Regions from separate parts of the Homo sapiens genome. Here regions 2 and 3 are each linked to region 1. A link is a loop called in an ENCODE intact Hi-C map of the cell type or tissue named here. Cell type or tissue: HepG2. All regions are shown on one strand. Region 1 has its middle 140 kb from the start of RUNX2-AS1. Region 2 has its middle 160 kb from the start of MIR4642. Region 3 has its middle 200 kb from the start of MIR4642.

Region 1 (8,000 bases):
GAATGTAAGCATTATCCCTATTAATATCTTTCCAACAAAAGCCCTGTGCTCCCCACCCCTGTTCCTCTATGATCTCCGTTTATTAATGTCGCAGGCCCCTCCCCTGTCAAGCTGTCCTCACCACAGACTCTCATTCCAGCCTGATGTCTACCCTCTGTAGAACACACTTCCTTGGCAAGCATTTAATGCAAGAAAAAAAAATCCTCCATCATCATAAATTGTAAAATCAAACAACTGAACACCGTCCCCTGGGAAATAAATTCTGAAGAGTTAAGAAGGGAAAAGAGAGGGCTATGATTATTTTAATCCTATTCCAGATGCCCAGGTACTCTCCCCAAACAAAACCCAAATTAAACATGAGCCTTATTCAAAGGGAAAATGACAACACAAGTGCAGAAAACAACATTTGGCAAATAGTAGATGCTCAATTAATGTTTATTTAAAAATAAGTAAGTGCATAGGTACAAAGCAACGCTGTGCACCATGTTCGACCAAGCCCCAGCCTGACCAAACAAAGTAAGTTATTGAAACCAGAGTCCCCACACTGAGAGCATGCTCTGCTGTTCAAAAGCGCCTTCATGCTCATTAGTTGCTATGACTAATGCAGCATATCGAAGCTTGCACCTGGCCTCGAAGGGATGTACCTCTCGGAGGTCCCTCAAAGAATGGAATAATACAGACACCCACAAACACTGAGAAAATCCTGTTCTCACAAGATTTTTGAACCATCTAAAGACTTTAAGACCTCTATCCTTACTACAAACATTGCTGAGATTAGGAGCACACTGATTCATGATCAAAACTGGAGTGAATAAAGACCTCTTTTTTACCACCACCAACAACAAAAAGTGTCAGAAGGGTACTGACATTATAAGGTGGATACTTCAGATGTAGAGGTCAAAAGGGCAAAAATGTACCAGCCAGAAAATTTCTTTTACTTAGTCAATCGAACCCTGTAGTCAATGACAAAGTCATGTATCTCTCTGGGCCTCAGTTTATACATCTGTAAAGTAGGAACAAGGAGGTTGGCTCCACCTACGTACAAGGGTTCTTGAGAAAATAAAATTAGATTGTGTGAAAAAGATCTTTGAAAAATCAAAACCTATACACATAAACCAGCCACAATAAGTAAAGGACAGAAGATGTGAAAACCAAGGAGAGATCATTCTTGGTTTTGAGTTAAAGGAGGTGTCCTTTCCCAAGACGGTACCAGGTAATAGGAGCAACAGCGATGAGGTCATCACAGGTCATGTCCTGTCATCAGAGGCAGCGTATCACAGGGTCAGGGCATACTGCCTAGGGTCAGAGCCTCCACCGTCCTGGGTGTGAATACCAGAGCTGCCATCTGCAAGCTAAATAATCTCATGCTGGTCTTTGGCCTCCCAGGTCCTTTGCTTACTTGCCTGTAAGGTGGACTAATATCTTCTCCCTCCTAGAAAACTACTGTATGAATCCAATGAGGTAACTGAGGCCAGAGCATGCAGAAGTGCTGCACAGATGTCAGCTCGGCCTGAAAGCACATCCTTCAAAGAGAACATTCCACTCTCACAGACCCTCTGAGCGGGAGAAGGAGCTTCCTTGCAGCTTCCTGTGTGAAGTTTTCTCAGGTTCTGCTTCATTGCTCTGGGTTTCCTCCCACCACCCTCTCTGTGGCACCTCCACAGCCTCGGAGGGTCGCATGCTGGGAGGCAAATGGCCCTTTGCCTCATGCCCTGTCCCCCACTGTTGGAGGTGGTGCCCAGAGGGAAAGAAGAACAGCCTGGTATGGTGGCTGGCAGCTGGTGGCTGCCTGATCCGGATGCCATCTCTGGCCCAGATGGCTCTAACATTTTCCAGTAGCCCCCAAGCAGTGCCCTAAGCAAAAGCGTGAATCAGGTGAGATTCTCCTGCATGGTTTTCCCATCTACATTTCAGTGTCCTCCCCTCAACAAGGCCCAGATTCCCCCAAAAGTGCTGTACTAACTTGTTCACTCCTGACCACATCCTCCCATCAAATCCTCCTTGGACTCATAACTCTAAGACCCAGAAGGAAGGTAGAGATCATCTCATCTGGATCCTAACCTGGGTCCCTGAGCCCCCTAAATGTCCTAGCAGGCCATAACGGGAGTCCTAGAGGTATTCTTCGTATTTTTAAAGCCATTCATAAGCATATGAGTGTGCTACACATGAGACCAGACAGGCTAATTATGCCTCAGGTGCTTTGCTTTTGGATGGAATTATATCCACTCACTGTGTTCATTCTAGTTAGCTGGTGTTAAAGATTCTGATTACAAGTTTGTCATTTTAAATGTCAACAATTCCTCTTTCAGTAAATGTTGCTTGTGTCATAGACAGGCTTTTTTGTCTAAAAAAGAATCAATAGAGGAAAAATAATAAAAGGGCTCCTTTGAGGCAAAGAGGTGGAGAACCAAATCACCTCCCCATTTTACAGATGAAGACATGGAGTCCCAAGTGTTTCCCAAATTCATGCGGCTACTCTGGGGCAGAAGCAAGAGTTTAGCCTTGGTGTTTTTCCTCCTGCTCCAGCACTGCTTGTACAAGCTGTTCTGCCACATCCCAGGTTCTGTCCTCTGCTCGCAGCCCTGCCAATTATCAAGCAGCACCTAATAAGAAAACTACTGTCTCATTGGCCAAGTGATGTATATATGTCAACAAGTCTTTCCTAGAACTGTCCTGTCCATCAAGTAGCCACTAGACACATGTAACTATTTAAATTTAAATTAATTACAATTAAATACAATTCAAAATTCAGTTCCTCAGTCACCCTAGCCACATTTCAAGGACTCAGAAGTCACATGTGGCTGGTGGCTACATATTAGACAGTGCAGACATGGCTCATTTCCACCATTGTGGAAATTTCTACTGGGCAGACTGCTGTAGATGCACTTGACTCTAATAGGGAAGGCCCCAGCCCTGTGACTGGGGAAGACATGAAGGTGCTTCTCATGGTATCAGGCTCCCTGCCTGGACTTATGGTCTATGGATCACCAATGACCTGGGGCCAGACCATTTCTGACCCCATTCCCTGGGGTCAGTTGCAACTGCAGTAAGTCCACCCAGGTCAGAGAAGGAGATCTTGCAAGAGAAACAATCAGAAGGATCACCTTCTCCTTAGACAAGCCCTGTGGTTTCCATGACCAGAAACCACGTTCAAGGTTCAATCACTCTGAATATACATGTCACTCTGTCACATGAGAAAGAGCACTAAAGGGGAGTCGGGAGAGGTGGGGTTCCAGCATAAGTGTTGCCTTTTACCAGCTGTGTGCCTCCAGCAAGGCCCCCCTCTCTGGCCCTCAATCCCACACTAGGTAAACAACCCAATCTTCTGGAGTCCTAAAATTCCACACTGACCCCATCATCATTTCATTCCTCTCTCTCTGGTGTCTTATCTTTCTTGGATGTGTGTGCATTTACAGAATGTTTCATCTTAATCAAGGAAATAATAGAGAAGGGAGGGGAAATTGCCTTGGCGACTCCAAAGTGTGTGTTAACATAGAGAAAGAGCTCTGAAAACCTTCTAGGGCAGCAGAGGCTGTAAGGGTGCTGTTTTCCATGCAAGAATCCAGTAGAGGGGGATGTTGCATAGAGGCGAATTCCTAACAGCCTTTGCCTTCAGCTTGTCATTGTTAGTGCCCAAGCTCAGAGGGGAGGAAATGTCTTTTTCGTCCTTGCGGGACCTCACATCTACTCTCTGTGTACCAGGACTCAATAAGTCTCTAAAAGCCTCTGGATGGACACAGGAAAGCCGCTGGTGTTCTTTCTGTGCATTTAACCCTAATGAATTTTCCCTTCCCATTTCCAAATTACAAAATCAAAGCTATTTTCTCAGGTGCCATATTTAGCAGCTGTCAGAAGTTGGAATCTGGCAAGATCAACAACTTTTGAATAGCTCAAAATTCGCTAAAGTCCCAGATGGGTTTTCCCCTTCTCTGCCCTCCCGCTCCCTTCTCAGAGCCAGCTTTCAGAGTCCACCTCGGGCGCCTGAGACCCAAGCAGTGTGCCTCTTTCAGTAAAGCATGGTTTTAAGGAAATAAAAACACATTTCCCTTTCACATGCCTCATTGCCTTATTTTCCCTCTCATTTTGACAAAATGGGGCTCTGCAGTCCTCCTCCTCAGATGAAGGCTGATTAGCAGCCACGGTCACTAATCTCTCACCATCTTCTTCTAAAAATGAGACTCACCCAGCCTCAGCACAACAACTAAGAGCAAAAGGTTCATCGGAATTTCCAACTCCTGTGATTTCTCCCTTTGGTTCTTCAGAGATAACGGTGAGAGTGAAAGATGTAGAGATGAGAGTAAGACACGCAGAGAAGCCCTGGCTATGAGCGCCCATAGTGGGCGTGGGGCAGCAGCCCTTGAAACTTCACAGTGAGATTCCACAGAAGGGATCTTTCCCTTGTAAATGTCCCACTTACGGCTTAAAGTTCAAGAAGGTAGGCCTGGATCCAGCCTCACCAGCCTGACCCTATGCCAGGCTTTCTGCAGCACTGGGAGGGAAGGGTGGAGAATGCTGAAGACAGAGATCTCCGGCAGTCACACCTTTCATGGAAAACAGAGACACCTGTCTTGATAGGTGAAGCTGTGGATGGTGGCTCAGCTGCTGTCTCAAAGAAAATGTCTGTGATAGGTGGAGGGAGATTTTGTTCCCCAAGGTTGGTTCTCCAAGCTGAATAGACAAAGGTGCAAGAAACAGGGAAATTCTCAAGCAAAATAAGTTGTATTTGCCGGAAAGTCTATCTGAGTGAGAATTCTCAAAATATTTTCTAAAGCTCCGAACTGTTTGGAGAACGTAGCCACAGTATATACAGAAATAAATGCCCCATTTTCATTAGAAGAGCCTGTGTGTATAAAGGGACGCATCCAGGCTTTGGGGCCAGACATTGGTTCAAATCCCAACCCTGTCACCTTCTACTCAGATAACCTCAGACAAGTCACCTAGAACCACTGAACCTCCGTTTTCTCATCTCTAAAATGTAATGGCACCTACTTTTACAGACTTATTGCAAGGAATAAATAAGATAATCTATGTAAAAGCACTCAGGGACCAGGTGAGGTGGCTCACCCCTATAATCCCAGCACTTTGGGTGGCCAAGGTGGGCAGATTACCTGAGGTCAGGAGTTCAAGACCAGCCTGGCTAACATTATGAAACCCCGTCTTTACTAAAAATACAAAAATTAGCCGGGCATGATGGCGGGTGCCTGTGATCCCAGCTACTCGGGAGGCTGAGGTGGAAGAATCACTTGAACCTGGGAGGCGGAGGTTGCAGTGAGCCGAGATCGCGCCACTGCACTCCAGCCTGGGTGACAGAACGAGACTCCATCTCAGAAAAAAAAGCAAGCACTCAGCACCATGCCTGGCATATAGTCAGCACTCGCCAGATGTTAACTGCTATCATTACATTGCTAATAAAATAATACCACAACATTCTTCTGAGTGTAGAGGTACAGACATACAAGAAAATCCTCTCTTTCTACAAGAAATTTCCTCAGGATTATAATTCTGATGCCTGTATGACTTAAGACTAACCCACAAGAAAATGTCATGGGGGACTGTGATACATACTTCCTAAAATTTGTTTCCTGTTCTACCCAACAGCCCTTGTGTTTTTGGAGTTCTAAAACTGAAGCCATGTGGTCAGTATAAATGGCAGAGTATTAATCAACTGAAAATAAATATTTCTGAGATCCAAGGGCAATAAAACCCTGTGGAAGCACCCACCCCCTACCCATTACTCAAATTCAGACACAAAGAGACTGCGTCTGTCTTCATCCTCACCATGATGACCCTTCATTTCAAGCAATGGAATATTTACAGCATCATAGTGGAGCTTGGGGTACAAGTGGGGCATGGTGCTGATAGCCCTGTGTTCGGTGGGACACTGCCCTGGTGGTGGCAACTGGTGCATGCTTCAGTTCTCCTCCTTGATCCTCAGCCACGCTCAAGTCGGTGTTTGCTGCGCAACTCAGCGTCGCTGCTGCCCCTGCTAATGAGAATTACATTGTCATGTAATAAGTACCTTCCTTGAGTCCATGAAAATAAAAAAAAAGTCTTAAAAAGAAAGGAAGAGCATCATTTCCACGTTTGAGGACCTCAAGATTGGTTAGAAATTAACTATGACACCTGCCCCAAGTGGTCAAGATGTTGTCCAATAATAAGTTGTCACCAGGCTGGGTGCAGTGGCTCACGCCTGTAATCCTGGGATTTCGTGAGGCTGAGGTGGGTGGATTGTCTGAGCTCAGGAGTTGAGACCAGCCTGGGCAACACGGCAAAACCCCGTCTCTATCAAAATACAAAAAATTAGCCGGGTGTGGCAGCATGTGCCCGTAGTCCCAGCTACTTAGGAAGCCGAGGCAGGAAAACTGCTAGAACCCGGTAGGCAGAGGTTGCAGTGAGCCGAGATCGCACCACTGCACTCCAGCCTAGGTGACACAATGAGACTCTGTCTCTAAAAATAAAAATAAAAATAAAAAAGTTGTCACCAATAATTGAAAAGTGGGCTAGTTTATTCATTCATTTCTAATCAAGCAGATGCCACAGTGTTATTTGATACTAACATCTGATCTTTGATACTAATATCTGACCTCTCACTTCAAAAATTGGGAAATATTTCTTCACATGGTTCCTCTGACACCGTGAGCCAATGGCCTCTTGCTGGGCACTCATGAGGTATAGAGCCTAACATTATTAGCTTAATAATAACAACTTTTAAAAACCTAGAGAACAATAAAATGAATAAAGTGCCTCAGATATTGCACTTAACTCCGTTCCCTAAGTCAGCAGCTACAACAATGCTGGTTTGAGTTGATTGATCCAGTTCATGGGCAGACCTGAAGCCGGCTCAGCCCCACATTTAGGTAAGATCCGAGGGGCGCCAAGAAACTTACCCTTGGTGGTGGCATTCCAGTAAGTTATTCATATTTTGAGTGAAGGGAGTGGGAGTTTGGAGCTTTGTTTGTTTTACCTTTTTGTAAAGCAGTGGAAACCCTCTTTCAAACAAAATCTCTGAGGGCCCCTATGTAGACGATACTAGCGCATTCTTAAGTAGTATTTACTGTATGCCAGATGTTTTAACTCATTTAGTCCAACAATTCTACAAGGTAGATACAGTGTGCTGTTACTGTTCATACTTTACAGATGGCAAAATTAAGGCACAGAGAAGTTAAATGATATGCCCAACATCACACAGCTGTAGGTGCTAGAGCTGGGTTTCCATCCTGCCTGGTCTGGCTCCAGAGCCCACCCTTTCATAGATCACACTGTGTGACCCCAGTATAGAGTGTTTTTAAGGAGGCGTATAAAATCAGAACAGCTCTGGCTGGAGCTCTGATAGAGGGCGGAGGGTTCCAAGCTTTCTATAGTGACCCTCAGGTACATCCAAGGAAGATGAGGACTTCAGGAAACCAGTGGATTAAGACTTTATCTACCTAAGATCACTTTAAGATCACATTTACTTCTTGAGGAGTAACAAATTAGTGCATTAGTAGGAATCTATTTCCAATTACCAGGGTCTTTAGAGAATGAAACTTAGGTAAGTGGTGACTGGGAGTCCCTGGCTACAGGGCAGGGATATGGAGAGCACACGGGTAGAGGGAGTGCTGGACTCGAGTCTGGACAGTAGGAGGGGAGGGGGCTGAGAGAGGCAGTGCCTCCAGGACAACCAAGCCTCTACTTGACAGGCAAGCTGGAGGTCAGGCTAACAGCAGTGCTTGTGACCAGTATTTGAAAGGGCCTCCGGGCAAGCCACTCTCTGGGTGCTGAACACTAAACAGCAGGTTGGTCCCTGGCAGAGGCATAGCGTGACCAGAGCCGTGGGGGTGGGTGAGGAGAACAGTCTGACGTGAGAGTGTCAGGGCTCCCCCCATGAGGTGACACTCAAAGTTTCAGTTTTTATCTTGATAAAAAGTTTGCAATTTTCACAATTGCAGAACAAATAGAACCATGACTCATATTTCACAATTTGCCTGGCAAATTCACTATGTGATCATGTTTCTGACAAC
Region 2 (8,000 bases), 1.1 Mb after region 1:
AAAAAAGAAAAAGAAAAAGAAAATTGTACCCTCATACACTGCTGGTAGGGGGAAAAAATTGCCACAACAAACCCTGATAGAGGGCACTTTTGTATCATCAAAATGTAAAATGCATATACTCTTCGACCTAGCAATTCCACTTTTAGGAATTTATCTTTCAAGTATATTTGAAAATATGCAAAGTGACATATGTAGAGGATGTTCATTGCATTGTTATTTATAATAGCAAAATGTTGGAAACAAGCCAAATGTCTGTCAGTGAAAAACTGGTTAAATAAATTGTGGTACATCCTTACAATGCCATACATCTACTCAAAAGAGAGAGAATGATCTTGATGTTCTTTATCCTTGTATAAAATACTTCCAAGTTGTATTAAGGGGAAAAAGCAAGATGCAGTATAGAGTGTCAGTATTCATGAGAAAAACAAGGATAAAAATAATGTACATCTCAATTATCTTACAAATGTACAAAATAAAATCTGAATGGAAATAATGAACTAGACACAGTGGGTGCCTATGAGGTGAAATGGGAAGTGGACAGACAGAGGGCATGGGTGGGAGAGCATCTTCTTACTGTATATACCTTTAGATATTTTTTAATGTTTTAACTATATATATCTATATATATATATATATATATAATCTATTCAAAAATAAATAAAAAACAATACAGAAAGAGAAAAACAGAACCAGCATTTAAGTGGCTTAACCATAAAGGATGTGGCTGGTAAATGTTCACATTTCAAAGAGGAGCTCAAAACCAGGTTGAGCAATGCCAGCCTGGTTGAATGAGGGCAGCTTTGGGGCACAGCATTTCTTTGGCCATTTCCCTTCAACCATGTTTTATGCAATCTCAGTGGTTTTATTACCACTTGCCTGCCTATCCAGAGCACACCTAGAACCAGGTACATGAATCCCCAAAGACATTTGCGTGGTTCTACCTTCCTGGTGTTGTGTGCCTCACACAAGGGCACCCCCTCAACTCCAAAGGGTCCCAAGTCTGCTTTGAGGCTAAGGATATGGAGGGAGGAAGGAGTCAAGATTCTCCTTAAAGCACTCCCTTCTTTCTTTCCTTCTCTCCCCACCTCGATCTGACCTTCTGCCTGGCTCTCTACACCAAGTGGGGGGCCCTCTTCATTTCACCCTATTGCCACCTCTCTACTTGCACTTAACCTCCCACCGTCCCATCTGCTTATTCTCTATCCAGTTACGTGACCTGGGGTAAGTCACTGTTGCAATTTGCTCACCTGTAAAATGGGAAAAATGAAAATGATCTCCCAGGGTTGTTAGGAAAAGCAAGTGATATTGGATAACTCCAGGAGCTGCATTGACATAAGCGGTTGCATTAATCTAAGTAATTAGTCCTAGCAGCCACAAACATCAAAATCTTAGTGGCTTGGCACAATAAAGGTGGATTCCTCCCTCAGGAAAATTCCAGTGCAGGTTGGGCAGCCTTTCTCCATCTTGCAGTCCAGCTGTCTGGACCACATGGTCTCCAGGGTTCCTGCAGCAGGGGAAGAGGGGAATGGAAAAGGCACACTGGCTTTTACCTGCCTCAACCCAGAAGAAACACACATCATTCTGCTCGTGGTCCCTTGGCCAGAACTAACCCCATGACTGACCTTAACTCCACAGGAGGCTGGGGAGTCCAATGGCACCTGGAATATTTGGAGAGCTCTATCTCTGCCCCAAGTTTCTGCCACCACCCTCATCGTATCACCCCCATCAGGCTGCATACTTTGCCACCCATAAAAATGTCTAATTTTTCTCTCCTGAGGCCTGGGCAGCAGACATGAAAAATGAAATGAAGTCCAAAGAGATCTCCTCACCCCACCTGCCCCATTTGCTAGCCTTCAGGATGTCAGCTTGTCACCTGCTGTCCCCTCCTCTCCAGCCCTTGATTTGTTTTAACTGGGGTAAGGCACAGCCGGGAGTAGACTTGAGTGACCAGGTTTCACCAAGAACCAGGTCAGCAGGACAATGGTGTAGGGACCAGAGTCAGAGAGATTGGCTGGGTCTCTTTGACCTTCAACTCCCTTGACGCAGTGGCCATAGTCGCTTGGCATTTGTGTAGGACTGTGAGGTCCTGCGGGGCTGTAAGACACCTTGTTTCATTATCCCTTCCCCACAAAACTCCAAGTGACTCCCATTAGGTGCAGGCTTTAGTCAGAACCCAGCCAGGGGAGCCAGGACAAATTGGGGACAGGGCAGGTCCTTCCTTAGGCTGTCCCTCTGTCTGCCAAGGGCACTTTCCCATTTGGAGGCCAAGAGTGTAGGTGAGAAACAAGAAACCAACATGTCAAACAGATACAGCAGAGAAAGTCCAGGCAAATTCTGTCCCCCACCCCCTCCCAGCTTCAGTCCTCACAGCCCCTCCTTCCCAGAATAGCCTTGGAGGAAAGAGATGGGTGGGGAAGGCAGCTTTCCCTCCTCCTAGGGCTGCAGCTGCTGGCTGGCCCCAGGACGGCAGCTGCTAGGGGCTGCTTCCTCTCCTGTGGACGGGGTGGTTTCTGTCAGTGAGTGTGGGAGGACTGCCCTCCCTCCACATCTCAGGTGACCTCTCTGACCTCCTGTGGCCCAGACCACCTGAGCCCTGCGGCCCTCTGCAGACCCTTTTCCTCTAACAGCCGAATGAATGAAATGGCTCCAGGCTCATCCTAGAGGAATGTGGAAAATGTTGCTTTGTTCCTAAGTTCCAGAGACTCCTGGGAGGTGTCCATCCTCAGGGCTTCCCTCCCAGGGCTACCCTCCCGGGGCTGTGGTCTTCTTTTGGGACCCCTCATGTGACTCCCCCAGCTCCTCCTCCCTTCCTCAGCCTACCTCGAATCCCTGCCTGCCATGGGTGGCAGATGAACGTGAAAAGATACCAGCCCAGGATGCAACAGGAACCAACACCACATCCAGTATGAGCCCTCGCTGCTCCAGAGGGGCTGAATGCCAATACACACACACACTCACACTCACACTCGGTCACACAACACTCAAAGGAGTCTTTATTTATTTATTTATTTAATTTATTTATTTAAAGATGGGGTCTTGCTCTATCACCCAGGCTGCAGTGCAGTGGCATGATCATAGCCCTTTGCAGTCTTGAACTCCCAGTCTCAAGCGATCTTCCTGCCTCAGCCTCTTGAGTCGCTGGGACTACAGGCGCGCACCACCACACCTGGCTGATTTTTTATTTTTTGTAGAGACAGGGTTTCGATATGTTGCCCAGGCTAGTCTTGAACTCTTGGCCTCAAGCAATCCTTCCAGCTTGGTCTCCCGAGTAGCTGGGATGCAGAGGAGTTTCCTGTGGGCTGTCCTTCCCCTTAGGCCTGGCTGCATCTGTTCTTCCTGTCAGAGCTACATCTCCACGACCACATCTTCTGTCCTTTCTAAGATTTCTTACCCCCTATCCTCTTACATGCCAAGGGAAGATTCCAAATTCCTGGGTTTGGGGGAGGGTTTTGTTTGTTTTTTAATTACCTAGAATGATAGCTCTCTCACACATCACAAAGAGGCAGACTAGCATGACGGTTACCAGTACACAGACCCCTGAGCCAGACTGGAGGGCTTTATATCTCAACTCTGCCACCTGCTGGCCATATGACTTTGAACAGGTTACTTAACCTCTTTTGAGTCTCAGTTTCCTTATCTATAAAATCAAGGTAATGATATTACCTACCCCACAGGGCAACCACCCTTTGAGGATTAAATGATATAATGCACGTAAGCCACCATAATAGGCTGGACAGTGGTCCCCCCCAAAAGATATGCCCACATACTAATCTCTAGGACCTGTGAACATGAACTTATTTGGAAAATGGGTCTTTGCAGATGAAGTTAAGGATATTGAAATGAGATCATCTTGGACTGTCTGAGTGGTCCCTAAATCCAGTGACAAGTGTCTTTATGAGAGACATACAGAGAAAGCCATGTGAAGACAGAGGCAGAAGGCTGGGCACAGTGGCTCACGCCTGTATCCCAGCACTTTGGGAGGCTGAGGCAGGAGGGTCACTTGAGGCCAGGAGTTTGAGACCAGCTTGGCTAACGTGCCAAAACCCCATCTCTACTAAAAATACAAAAATTAGCCAGGCATGGTGATGTGCACCTGTTGTACTGTTACTTGGGAGGCTGAGGCAGGAGAATCACTTGAACTCGGGAGGTGAAGGTTGCAGCGAGCTGGGATCGAGACACTGCACTCCAGCCTGGGTGACGGAGTGAGTCTTTGTCTCAAAAAAAAAAAAGAGAGAGAGAGAGAGAGAGATAGAGATTGGAGTGATGCAGCCATGAGATAAGGAACACCTGGAGCCAAGCTGAGAAAAACCTTCCACTTTTCCCTTAGAGCTCCGGTGGAAGAATGGCCTTCGGGTCGGACAATGGCCTGCCCACACTTGAGTTGGGCTCCCACCCTCCAGAAATGTGAAGAATAAATGTTTTAAGCCACCCAGTGTGTGGTAATTTGCTGTGGTAGCCCCAGGAAACTAACACAATTACTCCAACAGTGCTTGGCACATAGTAAATGTTCAATAAATGTTAGTAACCTTTATTATTGGCCCTAACTGTTATTGGACCTAATTGTTATCTGAACCTAACTTTTCATTAAAAGTAATAATGACGGGGAAAAGAAAAACCCATCAACTGTTTTGCTAAACTGAAGGGACATCTTCCCAGGTCTCACCCTTAGCAATATAAAGACACCTCCTAAAGCTTTGAAATTACATTGTTTTCAGAGCAAATCCTTAGATTGGGCTCCCTCCCTCACTCCCCAGGGGTTGGGCAGGATCTTCCTTCCTGTCACATGTCCAGAACCCTCCAGTCCATTTTTTGGTCTAGAGGCTGGACTGTTGGTCTGGGTGGGGTCTGATGAATTTTATTTTCCCCATCCCTTTATTTTCCCCATGCTCCAGCTGAATGAGGGGACTTGCTATCTCCTCTGCATCCTCTAATGCCTTCCTGTCTCCCTGCTGCATCCACAGGGTTTCTGGAGCCTGATATTGCCCCTAATATTTCCATGTGCTCCAATGTTACCCACGTTTTAAGGCCCAGCACAGATTCTGTCCCTCTATGAACCCTACAGAAGAGAGAATACAAACTCTCCTGCCTTCTCCTGCCTCTCTTTGGGCACTTACATCTTTCTAGTACAAGGTCAGTCTTCTATTCTATGTTGATACCAGCAAATCACTCCTCAATAGCTCTGTCTCCAAAATAAGGCTAATCATTTCTTCTGCTGTGAAAGGGGTGTGAGAAAAGCTGATATGTGCCTAGAATCCCACTTATAGAGGAATGCCTGCAACTTCCACACAGTTTTAACTGAGAAAGTTCACATAACTGCAAAGCATCTTAACATTATTTCTCAAAGTTATCTTATATGCACAATCTCATCTGAAGCATTTAACAACATTATGGAGAAGGCAGGCAGGGATTATTGACCGTCTTTAACAGACTAGAAAACTAAGTCCTAGAAAGATAAATATTCAACTAATATTTACTGAGCACGTTCTATGTGACGGGTATCGAACCCAGCACAATCACATTATGTTTTCTCAGGAGCTCTTTGAGTTAGGTAGTTAAAAGTATCAGAATCTAGAACACTAAATCCACTGTGAGTGTAGAACAAAAGTCACAAAACCCAGGTTTGGAGATGATCCCCTGTGGGTATTTTCATGAGTAAGTGCTTGGGCCTCAGTTTTCTTACTAATGAAATTGGATTTATAGTTGTAGCTGGTTTCTCTTGCAGGTTTTGTTTTGTTTTGTTTTCCTGCTAGGAGGCCCATGATCTTGGGATTGTTTTTCATGGGTGATGATATCATAACTGCCCCTGCCCCTTGCCCATGCAGGCCTGGGAGAAGAGTAGAGATGGAAACCTGAACTGTCATTCCATCTCAGTCACCTATGAGCTATGTGACTTTGAGCAACTCTCAGTTTTCTCACCTATGAAATGGGAATTCAGTCTCTCCTATTCAGCACACAGGTCATTGGTGGTTGAGAATAAGAAATGATCTCATGTCTGTAACAATGCCTTATTTTAAAAAGACAAAAAAGGCCAGACAAGGTGGCTCACACCTGTAATCCCAGCACTTTGGGAGGCAGAGGCAGGCGGATCACTTGAGGTTGGGAGTTTGAGACCAGCCTAGCCAACACGGTGAAACCCTATCTCTACTAAAAATATAAAAATTAGCCGGGCATGGTGGTGCACACCTGTAATACCAGCTGCTCAGGAGGCTGAGGCATGAGAATCACATGAACTCAGAAGGCAGAGGTTGCAGTGAACTGAGATTGCACCACTGCACTCCAGCCTGGGCAACAGAACAAGATTCCATCTCAAAAATAAATAATAAATAAAATAATAAAATAAAATAATAAAAAAAGACAAGAGACACCCATTGCATCCATTTTAATGATATCACTTGCTCTGTCTTTGCTGCCGTAAGAGTGTCCAAGGATGAAATTGCTACTTGGAAAGGCTTAGAGATTCCAGGGTCCTCAGACCCCACAAGGAGCAGGAAATGGCACACACAGCTGAAGGCAGGTCATGGGGTAGAGCAATGAGCCTTGCACATGGCTTTGATTTCCAACAGTTTGCAACAGAGATGATCCTTGTGAATGCAGTGGCCTCACCAAAGGCTTAAGGGGCAGGATGCTGGGACTTGACATGGAATTCAGCATTCTTGAAGTTCTGAAACTGACACTTCTTATGTTTCAAATCCTCTCCCTTATTTCCTATTACCCTATTCTTCCTTGCTATAATCTTACCTATTAACTCAGAAGCAACAAAATTTAAAAGGGACACAGAGTTTCAAATAGTTCCAAGGTGGTCAGAGTTTTAAATAAACCACTCAATTTCCCCTTTAAAAAATTTTGTTTTACATCCCAGAAAAATTGTATTTTTTTTCTTTCAGCACTTTTTGATTAAAGTCAGATTGACTGGGTGGTTCCAAGATGGCCAAATAGGAACAGCTCCAGTCTATAGCCCCCAGCGTGAACGACGCAGAAGACAGGTGATTTCTGCATTTCCACCTGAGGTACTCGGTTCATCTCACTGGGGCTTGTGGGACAGTGGGTGCAGGACAGTGGGTGCAGCCCACTGAGCGTGAGCCAAAGCAGGGCGAGGCATCGCCTCACCTGGGAAGTGCAAGTGGTCAGGGAATTCCCTTTCCTAGCCAAGGGAAGCTGTGACAGATGGCACCTGGAAAATCGGGTCACTCCCACCCTAATACTGTGCTTTTCCAGCAGTCTTAGCAAACAGCACACCAGAAGATTATATCCCATGACTGGCTTGGAGGGTCCCATGCCTACGGAGCCTCGCTCATTGCTAGCACAACAGTCTGAGATCGAACTGCAAGGGGGCAGCGAGGCTGGGGGTGGGGCGCCCACCATTGCTGAGACTTGAGTAGGTAAAACAAAGCTGCCAGGAAGCTCAAACTGGGTGGAGCCCACCACAGCTCAAGAAGGCCTGCCTGCCTTTGTAGACTCCACCTCTGGGGGCAGGGCATAGCTGAATAAAAGGCAGCAGAAACCTCTGCAGACTTAAATGTCCCTGTCTGACAGCTATGAAGAGAGTAGTGGTTCTCCCAGCATGGAGTTTGAGAACTGAGAACGGTCAGAATGCCTCCTCAAGTGGGTCCCTGATCCCTGAGTAGCCTAACTGGGAGGCATCCCCCAGTAGGCACAGACTGACACCTCACTCAGCCAGGAACCCCTCTGAGACGAAACCTCCAGAGGAACGATCAGGCAACAACATTTGCTGTTCAGCAATATTTGCTGTTCTGCAGCCTCCACTGCTGATACCCAGGCAAACAGGGTCTGGAGTGGACCTCCAGCAAACTCTAATAGACCTGCAGCTGAGGGTCCTGACTGTTAGAAGGAAAACTAACAAACAGAAAGGACATCCACACCAAAACCCCATCTGTACGTCACCATCATCAAAGACCAAAAGTAGATAAAACCACAAAGATGGGGAAAAAACAGAGCAGAAAAGCTGAAAATTCTAAAAATCAGAGCGCCTCTCCGCCTCC
Region 3 (8,000 bases), 1.1 Mb after region 1:
TGAATGATCCAGTGTTGTTGATTATCTACTAGGTGCCAAATACCCCTTCTCCTTGCTCCTGACCGTTCATGTTCCCCTTCTCTGCTGGTTTGCTTCCTTCAGCCTGTACAGAAGTTAAAAGAAATCTTCTCTCGCCCTGCTGTCCTACGTAGTTCTTGCCATATTTTTGTCCTAACACAGGTGAATTTCTCATAAGGAAGCCCTGTCCACACTATCGATATTTCCTGTTGGCCCACTCATGATTCCCTGCCACCTGGCTTGAGTTCAGCTGCAGCCCTGCTGGGCATGGCTTATGCTGCTCGCCTGGGTTGACGGCCTCCGTCCTGAATCCCTGAATTGCTCATCACAACCCCCCACTTTAGTCCCCATCTGCCTCTGCCTCACTCACCCGGCTGTCTTCCCGTTTGTGGCCTCAGCTTACCCTTGGTCCAGCAGCTGGGCATGAATTATTAGTCTTTGACTTTGCTCCTTGTGCTTCCCTGAGGCAAACATCCAGCCCACGGGAGGCCAGTCTGTTTGGTGTGACCCCATAAACAGGCTCCTCTAAGCTGCCCAACCCTGAAAACAGGACACTGGAGCTCTTTCCTAAGGCTATGCTCCCCAAGAGCTCCTCTGGTTCCTACTTCAACAAAGTAAGGCCCATTTCCAGGACACTCTTACTCAATATCTCTGCAGGATTGGATGCTATTAGCCTCTCTCTCCTGACCAACCCTATAATAAGGGCAGCCATGGAGCAATATTAATAAAATAAACATGAGTTTATTTTATTTTTGAGAATGGAGTCTCGTTCTGTCACCCACACTGGAGTGCAGTGGCGTGACCTTGACTCACTGCAACCTCCATCTCCTAGGTTCAAGGGATTCTCCTGCCTCAGCCTCCCAAATAGCTGGGACTACAGGAGAGCACCACCACACCCAGCTAAGTTTTTTGGTATTTTTTTAGTAGAGACAGAGTTTCACCATCTTGGCCAGGCTTGTCTCGAACTCCTGACCTCAAGTGATCCACCCGCCTCAGCCTCCCAAAGTGCTGGGATTACAGGCATGAGCCACGGCACCCCTGTGACATGAGTTTATTTAGACAGGTCTTAGGTGCAGTACTCCGTTCTGGGACAGAGCAAGAGAGTATGGACCACTTACTTCTCACAAGAAGCCCAGCTCTATGGATGGATAATAAATCTAGAAAAAAAAAATTTCTGGCCTACTCCAGAATGTATTCATTCTGTCTTCACAGAATGTATCAACTTTCAAAGTGTACGTACCTTTTAACCCTTTCACCCAGCAATTCCAATTCTAGAATTCTACTCCATAGAAATACACATATCCATAAAGGTATGCGCACAAAGATACTCTGTTAAGTGAAATGTTTGGAATAACCTACTTGTCCATTGATAAGGAAAAGGTTATATAAATTGAGCTAAATGCATGCAATGGAATACTGGGCAGCCATTAAAACAATGAGGTAGATCTACATGTCATAACGGGGAGAGATTTCCAAGATACCATGTAAATCAGGGGTTATCAAACTAAGCCCCATAAGCTGAATCCAGCCTGCCACCTGTTTTTAAATAGCCTATAAGCTAAGAATGGCTTCCCCATTTTCAAATGGTTGAAATAAAATGAAAAGAAGAACAATATTTCATGACCCATGAAAATTACATGAAATCTACATTTCAATGCCCACAGATAAAGTTTTATCGGAACACAGCCATGTCCATTCATTCCCATATAGTCTACGGCTGCTTTTGCACTGCAACAGCAGAGTTCAACGCATGTGACAGAGACCATGGGGTTCACAAAGCCAGCAATATTCACTTTCCAGCCCTTCACAGAAAGAGTTTGCCAGTCTCTCTGCTCTCCAGTCTTGGTGAGAAGATACGACAAGAAGTTGGCCATCTGCAACCAGTAAGAAGACCTTCACCAGAACCTGACCGTGCTGGTACCTGACCTCAGCCTTCCAGCCTCCAGAGCTGGGAGAGATACCTTTCTGTTGTTTATAAGCCAAAAAAATACAGAAAGAAAAAGAAAAAGTTTGCCAACCCCTAATCTAAGTGATAAAAGGTGAACTATATATATATATAGTTTATATATATATAATTCCTTTCATAGAATACTCCCATAAAAATTATGCATGTTATGTAATATATATTAATTTTTATGTATGTAAATTAATAGAAGAGATGTCAGAGGCTGCACCCTAAACTGTTAACAATGTTTCCCTACGAAAGAGGAGCAGAGCTGGAGAGTGGTAGATAGGAGATGTTTTATTATTTATGCCTATATTTGTTTCATTCGGATACTGAATATATATATTTATGTTCTTGTTATTTGTGGTAGCAATATTCTATAAAATCAGCACAAGCACTGGAATAGCAAATACTGAACCATTGCTTCCAGGGGAAATACAAGGTAGGCCCCTGTGAGTCTCTGGTCACAACGTTTTGTCAACGGATCAATACATAACCTTGTTTCAGTGTGTTTCTGTTTAAAGACGTCTTACTTTCTGTAAGACACATCACAGCCTTCTCTGGCGCAGGAACACAGACAGCTCATCAGTGCTATGTTTAGGGGCCATTTTAAACAGTGAAGTCACCAACGAAAAGCACAAAAATGTGAAAAATGTGGCACTAAATAGACCACAGAAAGAACTCTTATTTACAGTTTGAGAGCTGGAACAGAAAGCAGAGCTTCACCTTGTTTGTCCCCAGCTGGAAATGCACCCACCGGTTAGGTGACTCAAATGTTTCGCTACTCTGCCCATGTCCGAGAATGACTGCAAAAGCACCACATGTGCTGATTTGGGGGTTACAAATACATTTTTGTGAGTAGCCAAATTTGCAAGTACAGAATTATCAAATAATGAGGATCAACTGTACATTTATGCATGTGAGACATATATATATATATACACACACACAGTTTCTATACTTAATAAAAATATGTATAATGTTTGCCCTTGACCATGCACGGAGCTGCCTCCAAAGTTGTCTTTTGGGCAGCATGCAGAGGGTCTCTAACCAATGCCTCTGACAGGCAGACATGGTCGAAATGTTCATTTTTACATGAGTGAGTCAACTTTTCAACAGGACCTCCATAGGGCAGAGACAGCAGCAAAGCAGAGAACATGTTAAGCCTTCCTCACACAGCGTCCTATCATCCAATGGCTGACTTCTTGGGTGTCTATGAACACTTTCTGCAAAGCCACATGGCCATCTGTGAGGCACGAAAATGCTGGCAACACACACAGGCCAGCCAGAGGCATATGATGAAGAGCTTGCCTCTCCTCACTACGGCGTCCTTTTCTTCATTTATACCACTCATTAATTCACACCATTCATTCGCGCAGCCAATGCATTCATTCTCCTCCCGCATTCTCTCCATCAATCCTTAACCAGGGCAGGTTTGAGAGGCACGGTGGCTTCTCTGCTTTGTTCTTCCCTTCCCTGGCACCACAGCCTTCCAAGGCTGAGTTGGAGCCATGACCATTATTTGAACAGCTTGATGGGAATTAGTTCCTGAATGGATACCCGACTGGCCACGTCACAGGAGTCCGCTGGCATGGAGTGAGCAATTTGAGTGGGATCCTGGCCAGTGGATGGTATGAACCCCCAACTCTCCACTCCCCTTCCCAACCTTCTCCCAGAGCTGCCAGCCCCACCCAGGGGCCAGGCATGGCTGGACGGGAAAGAGCACCAGACAGGGTGGGGTGAAGGGAGCCTGCAAGGCTGCCGGAGAGAGGGTTTTGTGCTCCAGGCAATATTGTTTCCAGGTTGAAATGCCACTTTTAGCTCTTCTTCTAAAATGAAAAATATAAATTCAGCACCACACATAGCACCAAATTATGCACATTCATCTATACTGTCTAACAGGTTTTTAATATCTTAGGCTTACCTCCACCTAGCTTCTCAAGAGTGCTGTGAGTTGAATGGCATCTTCCTACCACCCCCACCCTCCTATGGAGCTTATAGAATAGGTAAAAGGGACAGAGGAAAGATCAGAACCGCTCATCAGGTACAGTTGGAACTGAGCTCAAGGCAATAAAACAGGAAAAGAGACACACCCAGACCCACATTAAATTAACTCTCATCCTGATCTGAAGGCATCAGAAGAATACTCAGACCATGGAGGTAAGGATGTGGGTCCGTTCCTCCCAGCAAGCTGGACCCGCCCCGGCCCCCGCCCGAGCTTGGGGCTCATACAAAGCTCTGTTGCCATCTTGTGGTCAGCAGGGGTGAGCTTCTGAGCTCTGGCAACTTCAGGCTTTTCTCAGCGGGCTCCTGAGGGCTCTGGGGAACACAGCCCTTCCCTAGGCTGCTAGACATGTCTCCTGGGAGGCTGGGCCCTGTGTAGCTGCAGCAGAGTCTTCTCTGGGCCCCTGTCCCTCTGTCAAACTTCAGGTTTGTCCTGGCCTCACCATCCAACCCCCTATGATCCCTTCCAGCTCTTACATGCTATGTATGTAGTCACTATTTTGTTTAAGGCACTGTAGGGGACCAGGAGCAGCTTCTCCCCGCAGGGCACTGGGCATGGAATGTGCTCTGAACGGGCCTGAGTGGGGAGGAACCCCATGGCCCTTCCTCAGGGCATTTCCCAGTTCCTCCATCTTAGTGAGCAAGAGGGCCCGCAGAGGAAAATGGCTTTTTGTGCCTTGCCTCCATTACATTAAGACAGAATACAGCCTTTCCACATGTGGCCAGAGGGCCCAGGCACAGAAGGCCTGGAAGAGGGGAGAGAAAGAGAGAGAGAGAGAGAGAGGGAGGGAGGGAGGGAGGGAGAGAGAGAGAGAGGGAGGGAGGGAGGGAGAGAGAAAGAGATGCATGTGCTGCATGTGTGTTTCTGGGCTTGCATGTTTCTCTGTCTTTTTCCATACTAGAAGAGACAGGCTGCAGACAAGACCTGTAGAAGGAGGGAGGGGGACAGAGGAGCTCCTGGGCTGCCGGCCTCAGAGGAAGCTGAAGTGCTGCCTTATCTTCGTGAAAAGTGAGGCCAGGCCTTGGGAAATGATCAGTTCCGCTTCCCAAGGGCTCCCTCCGGACTGAAATCGGCAGCCTCAAGGCCGAGGTTTCAGCTCCAGGTGAAACTTGCATTGTCTGTGACAGCAGAGTACAGAAACCCACCGTGTCTCCCCAGCACCCCAGCAGACCCTGTTCCTTCTAGAATACCCCTGCTCACCCACCCCTCTGGTCTGCCCCTGGCCTGGAGGACAGGCTCCAACCCCATCCTCTCCCTTCCTGTCTCAGGCTCCAGCCAGGCAGGCTTCACCCCTCTGACTGTCCCTGACCAGCTGCCCCAGGGCTCCTGGAGAGACCTGGCACACAAGCTCAGGTGGGCTTCGATATGTGCTCCCTTTCAGATCTAGGAAGCCCAGCCCCAATGTGTCAAGCGGGGCAGTGATTGATAACCCCGGGAAAATTTGTTTTTCTTATTTTCCAGAGGAAATGTTGCCAAGACCAACCTAGAACAGGGTGAGATGGGAGGAGAGGGAGAGGGTACCAAGGGGCTGGAGTTGTCATCATTCCTCTCTGGGGGAAAACAAGCCCAATCTGGCTAGCCTAGCTGGTCTCTAGGAGCACTGAAAATAGTACATGAAATTTCTCCTTGTGAAGGATAAGGCAGGATTGCTATGTCCATTTTACAGAGGAGAAAACTGAGGCACGAGATATTTATAGGCATATATTTTATACATACATATATATGTCTATTTTGCCTTGCTACCGTTCCATCATCTTCCATGATCCCCAACAGCTCTGAGAGGCAGAAAGGCCAGGCTGACAGTGTCTCAGCCCACAAAAGAGGCTCTGCTACAACAGGGCTCCCTTGTTTCTGGCTGGAAAAGCTGTTAGTTGCTTGACTGCTTTCATTTCCAACCCACCTTCCCCCACTTTCCTAGCAGAGTCCAGTCTGGGCCTGGGCCTGACCCTCCTATGTGACACCTGTGCCTCGTGGGAATCCAATCCCAGCAGTTAGAGTCACTCAAACCTCCTTGCTTGGGTGGGGTTCAGAACTCTGGGCAAGCCAAGGGCAGAAGATGTTAGCCTAGTGGCTCCAATTGTCCAGTTCGTGGCTTCAGTTGACCCATTCAGACCAAAAGGAAAATGTTTTCCTCTCTTTCTCCCTGGACGTGACCAAAGAAGCAACTGCCTGAGTTGCTGCCAGCAGCTATCTTGCAGCCATGAGGGAAGTCAGCCTAAGGACAAAGAACTAGAAGGGGGCAGAGCAGACAAGGTCACAGGAAAACAGAATTGGCACCCTGATCAAACCCTACCTGAAGCCCTAACTCTGGGCTACTTTGAGATGATCTAATGCACTCCTTACGATTTTAGTCAGTTAGTATTGACTTTTCTCTTTCTTGTATCTAAAAGCATCCTAATGGGCACATTTGGATGGATGCACCTTTCCCCACTTCTGCTGTAAGAATTCCCTTTGCCTTCCTCCAGCCCCTGTCAGAGCCAAGTCAGCACACATTAAACGGGCCAGGGCAGACTAAATGTGTCCTCTGGACAATGCAAATGTCTCTTGTGGTATCTTAAGACTTTAAAAACTGTACAGGGAGCTGTGGCTTAGCTCAGTCCTGCTTCCCATTAGGATAAACACACCCCTCAGTGTAGGGACCCACGTACAGCTCCAGAAATAGCCTGCCCACCAGAGAAAATGCACTTTATTTGACAGGCTTCCCACAGCCATGTCATTATCATATAATCTCTTTTATCCACCCCTTTTCCCTGCCTGGAACTCAAATTGCATCTTTAAAATGTCTAAGTAGCAGTTTGGTGATCTTCAGCGATGCTATACTTGATTCTGAGCTGGGAAAATCAGCGTCAAAGGAGAAGTCTGGGTGAGGGGCGAGAGGAGCGTTTTACATCCAATTATTTTTCTTTGAAGAAAGAAGAGTTGAAAATACATCACAATGTACATTTCAATGTCCACGGTTCCGCTTTCATCCTTGAAATCCGCCCTCACAGACCTGGCCTGAGCACCTACTGGGCGCAATGTTTTGCCCTTAGCACTAGGTGGTGATTCTTACTTCTGGCTTCCTTCTCACAGGGCTGGCACAGCCCTGCAGGAGCGTAGATCCCCCGGGGCTCCAGGGGAAATCAGGCAAGAGGCAAAGAGGCAGACCCAGGAAAAGAGTGAAGGAATCTGAAAAAGCTACCTGCTAAGGGGCAGCATCAGAACCACTGGGGAGGGGGAGGGGGAGCGGCTCAGGGCGGTCAAAGACAGTGTCAGAGTGAAACAAGGAAAGAGCTCTAGAGGAAGCAGGAAGTACACCACACACACACACACACACACGCCACACACACGGGCACACACATGCACACATACACACATGCACATGCGCACACACGGGCACACACGTGCACACATGCATATGGACACGCACGCATGCGCACGCACACACGTGCACACACACACACGGGGATGTTGAGGGCTGAAGACTTCTGGGTTCACTGTGTGGGAGGCTGGTGAGCTCCACTTAGCCAAGGCTAACTCTCGGAGCAAAACTGGGAAGCAGGCGGGGTTTGTCTCCTGTGCCCGGCCCACCACCTCCTGCTTCATGCCCTGCTTGGGTGGAGCCTCCCCGCAAGGGGAGTTCTTCCTCTTTCCAGTACTGAAGACCTGCTCTAGGTCCCTCCTGGGCTGAGTGACAAGCCCCAGCTCCACGTGCTGAGGGGAGGATCGGAGAGGCAGCCTGGGAGTGGGGCACTGGGGTGGCTTTCTAAAAGGAAACAAAGCCTTGCTTGTGCCAAGTCCATTTCCAACAGCACACAGGAGGCCTTGGTGGGAGGCCAGAGCACGGGCCCTCTCCTCCCCTGAGCACCCGCCCGTACCAGCCTCTGTGCTCACACTGCCTCCTTGCAGCCTCACAAGGACTGCACATCAAGGAGGTCATTGGCCCCGATTTAAAGATGAGAAAACTCAGGCTGAGAGAGGTCAGCAGGATTCTAGTTCAGGCCTTTCTCTCCCTCAAGGCCTGCTTTGTTCCTCTACCTGCCCTGCTTGCCT

Evidence for each region. Peaks named below come from ENCODE experiments on the same cell type or tissue, not always from the same donor. Only the 100,000 strongest peaks of a DNase experiment are listed, where the experiment ranks them.
Region 2: a loop joins it to region 1, with 20 times the contacts of the local background. A loop is called at or near these places in 11 of 110 quality-filtered maps.
Region 3: it touches region 1 in a loop (23-fold over the local background); 10 of 110 quality-filtered maps call a loop at or near these places.

Annotation. Positions count from the first base shown.
Region 1 is chr6:45,710,488-45,718,487 of GRCh38, reverse strand. No RefSeq gene overlaps it. Among named protein-coding and RNA genes, the nearest start is that of RUNX2-AS1, 140 kb to the right of the region's middle. RefSeq lists a silencer at 3,462-3,756. In HepG2, a CTCF peak has its summit at 3,575; a DNase peak (open chromatin) is centred at 3,577; H3K27me3 peaks cover 453 bases.
Region 2 is chr6:44,589,225-44,597,224 of GRCh38, reverse strand. No RefSeq gene overlaps it. Among named protein-coding and RNA genes, the nearest start is that of MIR4642, 160 kb to the right of the region's middle. In HepG2, a CTCF peak has its summit at 3,571 (motif pointing left); a DNase peak (open chromatin) is centred at 3,564.
Region 3 is chr6:44,626,816-44,634,815 of GRCh38, reverse strand. No RefSeq gene overlaps it. Among named protein-coding and RNA genes, the nearest start is that of MIR4642, 200 kb to the right of the region's middle. RefSeq lists enhancers at 3,161-3,780, 4,403-5,023, 6,877-7,384, 7,385-7,892. In HepG2, a CTCF peak has its summit at 4,208 (motif pointing left); a DNase peak (open chromatin) is centred at 4,205; H3K27me3 peaks cover 2,933 bases.